Regions from separate parts of the Homo sapiens genome. Here region 1 is linked to region 2. Evidence: read pairs that join two places in POLR2A ChIA-PET (ENCODE). Cell type or tissue: CD4-positive, alpha-beta T cell. All regions are shown on one strand. Each heading gives the region's core, and the rest is flanking DNA. Links, peaks and the distances in the headings are about the cores only.

Region 1 (5,373 bases), core at 114-5,113, 53 kb after region 2:
AGATGATGGTGATGGTGATGGTGGTGGTGGTGGTGGTGATGATGATGGTGGTGGTGATGGTAGAGATGATGGTGATGGTGATGATGGAAGTGGTGGTGATGGTGATGATGGTGATGGTGGTGGTGGTGGCGGCGATGATGGTGGTGGTGATGGTAGAGATGATGGTGATGGTGATGATGGAGGTGGTGGTGATGGTGATGGTGGTGGTGATGGTGGTGGTGGTGGTGGTGATGATGGTGGTGGTGGTGGTGGTGATGATGGTGATGGTGATGGTAGAGATGATGATGGTGGTGGTGGTGATGATGATGGTGGTGATGGTGATGGTGGTGGTGGTGGTGATGGTAGAGATGATGGTGGTGGTAGTGGTGGTTTGGTAGTGGCTTGACCTGGGTATTGATAGCACGGATAGAAAGAGGTGGATGGACTCAGTCAGGATTGAAGAGGTAGACTCAACAGGATGCAATGATTGATGACATAAAAATGGAAAGGGTGAAAGACAAGAAGGTGTCAAGGGTGATTCTTGGGTTTCTGTTGTCCAGCTGGGTGATTCTCAGGTTTCTGTTGTCCAAATGGTTAGTGACCCCATCCATATGGATTGAGGAGAGAGGGGAGCAAGCTTAGGAGGGAAGACACAGAAGATGTGCACTGGACAATTCCTCTCTGCTGAAAGGCCTCAGACACACTGATGGATTGCTTCACATCTGGGAACAAATGCTGTGAAGTCTCTGTGTCCTCAGCGGCTCCACCTGGTTGCACTAGGGTGGAATCATGGGAAAGGGCACAGGTTATATATTCTTGCCATTTATTCTCACGGAGACCATAATGCTCATTCCATATCAACCGAAAGGTAGCATTTGCCATCACTCTTTTTGGCTTTTGTTTTGTTTCTCTGTATTTTACTTGTTTTTCATCCTAACACCCTTAAGGGTGAGGGTAAACAAGGGCTATAGGAGGCGAGGCCTTCCAGGGAAATGCCGGGCAGGGAAGAAGGTCAGGTCCGCCTAAAGGTCCCTCCTACCAACATTTCCCTGGAAATCTTTGCATCCTACTTGAGAAGGAGAGGGGTAGGGTGAAACTTTCACTAGACCCCAGATGGGGCCAGAACTGGCCTGAGTCCTGAAATGACATTTGTTCCTCCAGGACAGTTCTGAGAGTGTTGCAGGCATTTCGGTTTGTTGGATCTAAACTTGACCTGCTATTCATTGCTATAGGATGGGAGGATGGCAGCGATATCACTTGTACTCACAGACCCAGCCTAGTACGACGCCAGTGTCTTTGTTAGAAACTCTACAGATGTCTATGTCCAGCCTGCCCCAGCGGCACAGGGCTACCCCTGGTGGGATTTTGTCAAAGGGGAAGACCCACCAAGTAGAGCCCCTGAGCCCCTCCTCTTCCCAGGTGGCCGTCTCTCCTTGATCCACACCAGCGGCAGTTTGTGCAGCTTCACCAGAGCTTCTAGCGGGACCATGCCGCCACGAGGGCCACTGGGAGCAGAGTCCCTCCCATGCTCAGGGCTCTCCAGGGTCTGAAGTCTGCACTTGTATGAGAAGGAGCTCCAATACCAATAAAAGTCTACGTGGAAAATGCAGAATCTGATTGCAGTAGCATTTCTTAGGCCTTATTAGCATATAAATTTACCAGGTGTCATTTTAGGACAAGAGCCCGTCACTGAGAAGGAAATGAAATTTGGAGCTGCATTTTCCTTCATTAAACCAAGGGCCCATTTTTGTTTTGTTTTGTTTTTTGTTTTGTTTTCTTTTCTTCGGTTATTCATTCTTTTATTATCTTCTGCTGTCACATCCTCCAAAACTCCTGTGCATATATTTTCTTGCACCTTGAGATTTGGCATTTCAGGAAAAATGCCTAGCACAATAGGCTGTAGTTTAGAGACTTGCTTTGTCATTTTATATGTCCAGCAGAAATTGTCGTAACTCCCCCGGATGATCAGATGCTCCCGTGCCTCTCCTGTCTCTCAGACCACACAGCTATTATCCCTGGCATTCTAGTTGTGAGACAAAACCTTAACACAATGTGGTGACATTTAATTTAGTGTTTCTCATTTCAAAGCCCTTAAAAATATTAATTAATTCCCATGAAGCCCCAGGAGGCGTATTATTAATATCTGTGGCGCCTTTCATGCTAGTCCATTAATGTGCCTTCTCTACGCAATAGGTAAGAAAATGAAGCTAAATCCGTTTTTCGCAGCCCCATGGGATAAGACCTTCACAGAGCCAGGGTCAGAAATGATGAATCCTTAATTTTATTGGTGTCCCTGAATAATCTACCCCGTGGCCTTCTGTGTGGCGTGGAAGAACAGCACTCCTGTTCAGGAGCAATCTCAGGAGACAGCGAATGATTTTCCTGTGGAGCTGTGACTTCAGCAATCCTAGTTCGATAGCTGTGTTGAGGAGAGTAGAATTGAGAAAAACTGCCGCAGCAGTAATGTAATAAGTGAGATGGAGCAGGAGGCACTTGACAATTTCACTAGAAAATCTCCCAGCGATCTGTGGGCCCTGCAGTGAACCCAGCCCCTGCAGATCGATGGGCCCGTGCTCCAGGGAGACAGATGTGGAGATCAGCACCGTGGCTTGTTCTTATTTTGGGGTGCCTTATCTTTCCGTGCCTTTGTTCTTCACCACTATGCATGGGGGATTTCTGTAGCCTTAGCAACCAGAAAGCAGGGTGGATCTGTGGAATTAGACTCCGAAATCTCGAGTTTAGTTGACAGCGCTTTTTCCTTCCTTCTGATTGCCTCGCCGTCTGGCAAGCTCTGCATGTGTTCTTTTCTCACCTGTATCTGCAGCCCATGACTCCGGAAGTCTTTCTGACTCTGAAAAACATATCCTGTGTTCACTAAGGGGAAGTGGTTTTAATGTGCATGAAAAGAGGCTGGCAGGCGCTCACCCCACCTGGACCCTAGACCCTGGAGAAGGGGTGGGAAGTTAGCTTCAGTGGACGTTCCTGATAAACGTGAGCTCAGGTGGCTCACTTCCCCTGGCCTGACTGCAGACTTGAGCCAGGAACACCCATTCCGCCTTGTGTGTGAGACCCAGGAGGATCAAGGAGATATCCTTTAGCATCCATTAAAAAAAAAGTTTTTTTTGAGTCCTACCTCTCCATTTTTGCTCTTCCCTACTTGAGCTGTCTTAAAGCATCCCTGGAGGTAGGAAAATGCATAGACCCTCCTTCCCAGGGCCCCAGTACTGCCGGAGGAGCCTCGGTGATGGCTGCACCTCTGCCCTGGGGCCTGGAGCTGGGCTAACGCTTTCTTGGAAAACCTCTAATTGTTTCTACCAAGTTAGCCAGGACACTTTTTAAAAAGCACTTTCATTAAAAATGCATAGGTATTTGTTTTAATTTACATAACGGCCCAGACCAAAATGGGATGTGGCCTGCTGCTTAGACTGGCCATTATCACGCCTCTGATTCAGAGAAAAACCTAAATTTCATGTTTATGCAGGTCTTATAGCTGATGCGTTTGGTTTGAAGGAGCAGGTGAACTAGGTCCTCTCCAGGACTTGGTGCTTTTTTGTTGGGTGTGGAGAGACATGGGCGAGATGGGGCTGTTGCTGCTGCGCTGATTTGAAGCCATCTCTCCAGACTGAACCCGTCCTACGTGTCCGCCATTCTTTCTACCTATCCACCTGAAGACGGAATGTCTAGCTACCTCTACTTCAGACTTATTTTCTAATTTAGAATGTACTTACTTGAGTGGATGTGGTTTTGGAGGGCCTGTAGCCAAGGTCGTGACAGCTGAATAAAATGTTTCCTTCTTTGCCCCCAGAACTGCGCTTTCATTTATCAGCTGCCCTTGGTGTGTTGTATGGGATCAGCCAACATTCAGGTATTTAGAACATTAAGACTCAGTGGCCTGGTTCTGTCTCACCAAGAACACAAATAAACAGTTGATGAATCCATCACATCAGTGATGAATCCAGAATGTGTCCATCATTTTCGTAAGTCTTAGTATGCAGAGAATCTCAGATAGCAAAGCAGAAAGGATGATGTCACAGACGCCTTGGGTACCCAGCACCTGGATGCAGCTGTTTGTACACACATACTTTCTGATATTATGTTGACAGTGACTTACACCACTTCAACCTCAGGCAGGATTCTATCAGTTTCTTTACTACAAATTGATTTGTTTCTTTAATAATTATTGTAATTACTGTCAGTAAAAATCTGAGTATGACTCAGCAATTAGTTGCTGGTAACTGAGTGTGTTGTAATGCTGGGGAAAGGATATAAAACTTGTATTTTGAACAGAAAGGCACACATGTGGGTGAGCAGTGTTTACCACCACAGAATTTACCGTCTACACAGAATTGAGATAGCTGCACATGAATGTATAGTGAGCAGTGTAAGTTAATTCAGAGAAAGAAAAAATTATTTCCTGCTGAAAGGGTTCAAGAAGGAATTTTGTAGGAGAGCTGGGCATTGAACAGGCTCCTCCAGAACATGTGGGTCAGATTGGCCACCGCATGGCTGGGGTCCCCCATGGGCCAGTGATGCCCACCTATGGGAGCAGGTGACACGCTGCCTCCCAGGCCACGCATCGACACCCCTCCTGTCACGCTCCGTGCTTCTCTGAGCACTTCCTCCTTCCCTGTGGCCCTGGGCTCCCTGTGGGCCAGCCCTGTCCTGGCAGAGCCCCCTGTGCGTGTCAACGCACATCCTTCATAGATGAAAATGGACTTGAAGATCCCGCGTTATCAGTTGGTTAGCTCTCTCTCAAGTCTCCTTCGTGACTCTGCTTTATTTTTCGAGCAGCATTCTGGTTCTGAGCGAGGAGACACTGAGAGGGGAGACCACTCTGTGGCTCTAACCCCGCCTCAGACCAGGGCTCCGCACTGTCCTGCAGTGGCACAGGGTTGCTAGCCTTGGATTAGCTTTTGGTTCTCTAATGGGCTTTGCTTGCAGGTACAAAAATTTGGGGGAACCTGGAAAAACTCTTAAATCTCCTCATCTGAAAGATATTCATACATCTACTGATGACTTCCAAAGTACAAGGTCTAGAATACCAAGAGGTTTTATGTTGTCATAAATTAGAGTTTTAATGTATATAATTAGGTGAAACCAAATGTGTATCATATACAACAGAGTAACCGTGTTGCAGGAATTGGGCCTCGTTTTCCTGTTGTTTTCCTCACATCTAATTCTTTTTCTCTGGAAATGCCAGGGAACCTTTCTTTATTTTCTTTATTTTTATTTTTCAGTAGAGACGAGGGATCTGACTATGTTGCCCAGGCTGGTCTTGAACTCCTGGCCTCAAGTGGTCCTTCCACCGTGGCCTCCGAAATGCTGGGATTCCAGGTGTGAGCCCCCGTGTCCGGCAGGGGAACCTTTCTTAAGCATGAATGGTGTGCCCTCCTC
Region 2 (5,373 bases), core at 165-5,164:
GAAGATGAAACAGCATGGCGGTGCCTCCACTGACCAAGTCTGTCCGTCGGGCAGGTGTGTCTAGGGGAGGAGGCGGAAGGCGCTCCTCAGTCATGGAGCCACGTTGTTGTAGGAGCTCATTCTCATCTTGTCCAGGTCTGCGAGTAGTGAAGGCAGCAAGTCCTGTGTGGCGGCCGTGGGGCTTCCAGGGAGCTGAGCGGTCAGGTTGAGTCAGTTTCCATGTGGTGGACAGTTCTTACTTATCCATGCACAGCCCTGGTTTGTGGATTACAGTGAACAGATTTTGAATGTCAGCTTCCCTTCAGTTCACCGTGCTTCTCAGATGTGTCACAGTTAATTTGTGGTTAAGGGATGAAAGTTGGTTTTGCCATTAGATAAACATGTTTTTTATAGTGCCTAACCCCAAGCAGAGTATGTTCAAGGAGAGAACAAAACAGCTCCCAAGATCTGGTCCATTAGCCCAGTAGAAATTGTTATTGCATTTTAATGTAAATGACAGTCATCCTTTCGTGGTATTGATAATAGAGTTGTTTGTGTGCTTTTATGAGATGCTTTGAATGAACCGAAGCTGATGACTATACCTCCTGTTGGGAGGAGGGGGTTTGGGGAGCAAGGGGGTTGAGAAGGCCAGTGGTGGGCAGTTTTGGTTCTACTTAACAGGTGTGTCTTTTGGATTTTAGGCACAAGTGTTATTTGCAGAACTGAATGTTTATGTGTAATTCCATGTTGTTTAGGGGTTTGGAGTGAGGATAATTGGAATCCAGGCATCTTCTCCTTGTCCCTGAATGGGGCTGCTGCTTGACCTGTCCACCTCACAGGGAGTGTCATGTGGCCATGTGTGACAAACTGTGAAACCCTTGGTATTGAGTGCTCACACTGCTAGGTGTGGTGGGAGGCGCCTAGTCAGGCAGCCGGGTTGGCTTTGGGGAGCACTGCATGGATGGCTTCTAAGATCCACTTGTCTTCTTTCCCCTGGGATGATTAGACAGGCCTCTGCTTTGTGGGCAAAGCAATTGGTATCAGCACAAGTCACTCGCTTCCTTGTGCCCCCCACCCCCAAATGTTTTGGAATGAATTTTATAGATGGATGCTGATATGGCTTGGCTGTGTCCCCACCCAGATCTCATCTTGAATTGTCACTCCCACAATTCCCACGTGCCATAGGGGGAACCCAGTGGGAGGTAATCGAATCATAGGGGCGGGTCTTTCCTGTGCTGTTGTCCGTAGTGAACAAGTCTCACGTCCCTGCACGAGCTCTCTCTTGCCTGCCACCATCCATGTAAGATGTGACTTGCGCCTCCTTACCTTCCGCCATGATTGTGAGACCTTCACAGCCATGTGGAACTATAAGTCTATTAAACCTCTTTCTTTTGTAAATTGCCCAGTCTTGGTTATGTCTTTATCAGCAGCATGAAAATGGGCTAATACAGATGCAGTCAAGACGCATAAATCAGTGGGTTCTACCTTTTCTTAGGATTTTCAGGCTCAGATATGGATAATCGGGGAAGAAGCAGCTAAGTTGCCCTAGGACAGTACTCCACACCTGGAGGTGCTCCAAAGCTATTCATGGAACAGCCCAAGGTGGACCGTTACTCGCTGTGACTCCTGCTTGGGGCATTCACGTTGCGACATTAGTTCCAAATTGACAGTCCAGTTCAGCTGGTGAAAATGGCCCTATAATTGCGATTGGCAGCATCCCTTGGCGTGCGGCCCTGATGCCATTACCATTCCATCATCCATCCCGTCTTGCTGTCTGCCCTGCCGCCAGCCCTCCCTCCTCCTGCCCAAACTCACCTGACTTTCTTCTCTGTGGGTCCTAAGGTTGGGCTTCATCCACCTTGAGTTTCTGTGACAAGCTGCCAGTGAGGACTCATGGGCAAAGGCAGAACTGTGGGTGGATGGCTCACAGCTTGCATAATTCAGTACCTGGTGTGAAGCACTTTGCCTGTGTACTCATTAAATTTGCAGGACGGTACAGACAATATCTTCTGGTGGTCTTGGGGTTAACTGTGGTGCTTTGACAGTTTCACTTAACTGCTTACTGCCCAGAAAGTTAAGAACTGTTCCTATGATCAATGTTTTTACTTATATTTTTGCCTTGGCCTCAGCAGTGCTCTCCCACTTCGTCTTCCCTCCTTTCTAGTGCTTCTCGCCTGAAAGCTTTTCCACGTGCGTGCCGTGTTCAGTGAGAACTCTGATTCATGCTCTTCAGCCAGAAGCCTTCGTAGTCAGCCCTGCCCACGCACTTCCTGCCTTGCCCTGTCCCCAGAGGCCATGGTATTGGAAGCAGCTTCCTGGAAGCAAGCTTAGATTATGCGAAGCAGTTTATTCCGGACTCTTTAGACCAATTGCACCAGAGCATAAAGGTGTTGTCACCTACTGCTATCCCTCCGAATACCTTAGTGACATGACCTATAAATTCTTTTAGGCACACCAAAGACATTACAGAAAGAAGAATGAAAGAAAGGCATGGTTCTGCAGCCTCCTGGAGGATGGCAGCCTGTTGTGACTAGACTCCTCAGGGTTTCAGTCCATTAGAGCTGGTCCCAGAGGGGACCCCTGCTGGCCAGCCCTGTGTTGGACTCTTGCTCTCCGAGGCCACCTAGGGGATTCACTAGAGAGCCCATTTGGGATTGAAGAGCACGCGTGTTGACTAGAGTGGGTTGCAGCATGGGCCGCAGCCTGTTTAAACACTGCCTAGGGAAGATTGGTGGAGTCCGCCTCCTCCCTTCTGCCTCGTAGGTCCGCAGAGTCGTGCTGGGCTCACCGCTCCTTCCCTTTCTGGGCGGGAGCGCCCCTCTCACTGGTAGGGGAGCTCCCTGGGAAATGTGGTCTCCTTTCTACCAGTGCACTGAGGGGTGGGGTGGGGAGAGCTTAACTGTGGAAAGAATGCGAACTGGTTTAGTTCTGGCTTTGCCACTTCTTAGAAATGTAACTCTGGACAAATTACTATTTAAACTTTTAAAATTTGTACATGCAAATGAGAGTTAATGGACAGAATAAAAGTATATAAAGCATTTGCACCAGGGAGGCCATGGTGGTTGGTCATCAGATCCTTACTTCCCATCCCTTTCTGTCCCTTATCCCTTCCTCTCCCTCATGGTTGAGGTGGTGGAGGCCCCTCCCAGAACATTCTGCCCAGGAGTCTTGCTGCCTTAAGCCCCTCCCCATCCTGCCTTATCTCTGGTTTTATCCTCTTGCGGGGATAACTGCATTCCTGACTCTTCCTCTATTAATTGACCTACTTGAAGTGTAATACTTTTAGAGAGAAGTAGGGGCTTAACTCTGTCCTTAACAGGCCTCTCGAGGATATTATCTCTCATCATCATGTTCCCTTTAACAAGGGAGTTGTCTGTGTGTATGACAAATTGCAAATGAGGACCCCCCACCGTCAGGCTGGGGACTAAAACTGTAGCTCAGCTGTTGTCGTTTCACAGATCTCACGTGCCATGTGTGTTTCCTGAGTTAACTTGGGGACCGTGATACAGAGCGATGCGGAGATGGCTCTGAAGGACAGGCAGGTGCCAGGCGAGGGATGGAAGTGCTGCTTCTAAGTCAGAAAGTGGAAGGTGTGATGTGTTAAAGAATGGAAAGCTAAATTTGGAGGTGACGATGAGGAACCCACCGTATGCTCGCCATATGCAACTAGGAAGAGTTGTAAAATCCTGCTCCAGCCAAATTGGAAAGTGCTGATCAAGGGGGAAACGATCAATAACAGATTGGAGGGGGACGGCCACTTCAAAGTGTCTGCGGTACTTGATTTCATTTTGCAGGGGAAACCATATGTCACAGTGGTGTTCATGAATTTGGGTGTTCACAAGGGCTTCTGTACAGCTCCCTCCCAAATGTCCGCGATTTACTTGTTGGTATGACACATAATGGAGATTTTTTTAAAATGGACATACGAAGCACATAACGTCAAGTTCACCATTTTAAAGTGTACAACTTGGCTGGGCGCAGTGGCTCGCGCCTGTAATCCTAGCACTTTGGGAGGCCGAGGTGGGCAGATCACCTGAGGTCAAGAGTTGGAGACCAGCCTGGCCAACATGGTGAAACCTTGTCTCTACTAAAAATATTTAAAAAATGGCCAGGCACGGTGGCTCACGCCTGTAATCCCAGCACTTTGGGAGGCCGAGGCGGGTGGATCGTGAGGTCAGGAGATCGAGACCATGGTGAAACCCTGTCTCTACTAAAAATACAAAAAATTAGCCGGGCGCAGTGGCAGGTGCCTACTGTAGTCCCAGTTACTCAGGAGGCTGAGGCAGGAGAATGGCATGAACCCGGGAGGTGGAGCTTGCAGTGAGCTGAGATCACGCCACTGCACTCCAGCCTGGGGCGACAGCGTGAGACTCCGTCTCAAAAAAAAAAAATTAGCTGGGCGTGGTGGCGGGTGCCTGTAGTCCCAGCTATTCCGGAGGCTGAGGTAAGAGAATCGCTTGAACCTGGGAGGTGGAGGTTGTAGTAAGCCGAGATCACGCCACTGCACTCCAGCCTGGGTGACAGAGCGAGACTCCATCTTAAAAAAAAAAAAAAAAAGTGTACAACTCAATTGGCTTTTAACATCTTTGCAATCTTGTGCAACTGTCATAACTGTCATAACTGTCTAGTTCCAGAACACTTTTCTTACCCCAAAGGGAAACCCAAAGCCCATCGGCAGTCATTTCTCCTCCCCCAGGCCCAGGCAGTCACCAGCCTGCCTTCTGTCTCTGGAGATGCCTGTTCTAGGTACTCCACACAAATGGAGCCATACAGTATGTGGCCTTTTGCGTCTGGGCTCTTTCCTTAGCATCTGGAATGTTTTCAAGATTCCTCCATGCTATTGCATGTATCAGTAATTTAATCCTTCTTGTGTGTGCATGTGTAGAGATAGGGTCTCGCTTTATTGCTCAGGCTGGTCTTGAACCCCTGGCTTCAAGTGATCATCCTGCTTCAGCCTCAACTCTTTCTATAGCTGAAAAACATTCCATTGTATGGCTAGTCTACATTTCTATTTTATGGGTTCATCTGTTGATGGACACTTTCATGGTTTCCACCTTTTAGCTATTTGAATAATGCCGCTATGAATATGTGCATGCTAGTGTTTGTGTGGGCCCCTGCCCACTAGTGGGGTTGCTGGGTCATATGGTGACCCTGTATTTTACCTCCCTGAGGCACTCCCAATCTATTTTCCACAGTGGCTGTACTATTTGTCCATGTCTACTAGCAGTGTATGAGGGCTCCAGTCTCTCCACATCCTGGCCAACATTTGTCACTTTCTGTATTCTTACATTGTTATTATTATGATAGTCCTAGTGGGTATGAAGTGGAATCTCATCGTGGTTTTGGTTTTCATTTCCCTGATGATTAGTGATGTTGCCATCTTTTCATGTGCTT

Evidence for each region. ChIA-PET counts read pairs that join two places held together with the same protein. Peaks named below come from ENCODE experiments on the same cell type or tissue, not always from the same donor. Only the 100,000 strongest peaks of a DNase experiment are listed, where the experiment ranks them.
Region 1: POLR2A ChIA-PET joins it to region 2 with 7 read pairs; 2 of 35 experiments call an interaction of 5 or more read pairs at or near these places.

What each region holds. Positions count from the first base shown.
Region 1 is chr17:80,700,500-80,705,872 of GRCh38, forward strand. All of the region lies in intron 3 of RPTOR (regulatory associated protein of MTOR complex 1), which reads left to right. Among named protein-coding and RNA genes, the nearest start is that of RPTOR, 160 kb to the left of the region's middle. RefSeq lists an enhancer at 4,496-4,615. In CD4-positive, alpha-beta T cell, for the core only: no CTCF peak of the experiment used is centred there; a DNase peak (open chromatin) is centred at 2,752; H3K27ac peaks cover 292 bases.
Region 2 is chr17:80,647,651-80,653,023 of GRCh38, forward strand. All of the region lies in intron 3 of RPTOR (regulatory associated protein of MTOR complex 1), which reads left to right. Among named protein-coding and RNA genes, the nearest start is that of RPTOR, 110 kb to the left of the region's middle. In CD4-positive, alpha-beta T cell, for the core only: no CTCF peak of the experiment used is centred there; DNase peaks (open chromatin) are centred at 2,241 and 2,571; H3K4me3 peaks cover 707 bases; H3K27ac peaks cover 638 bases.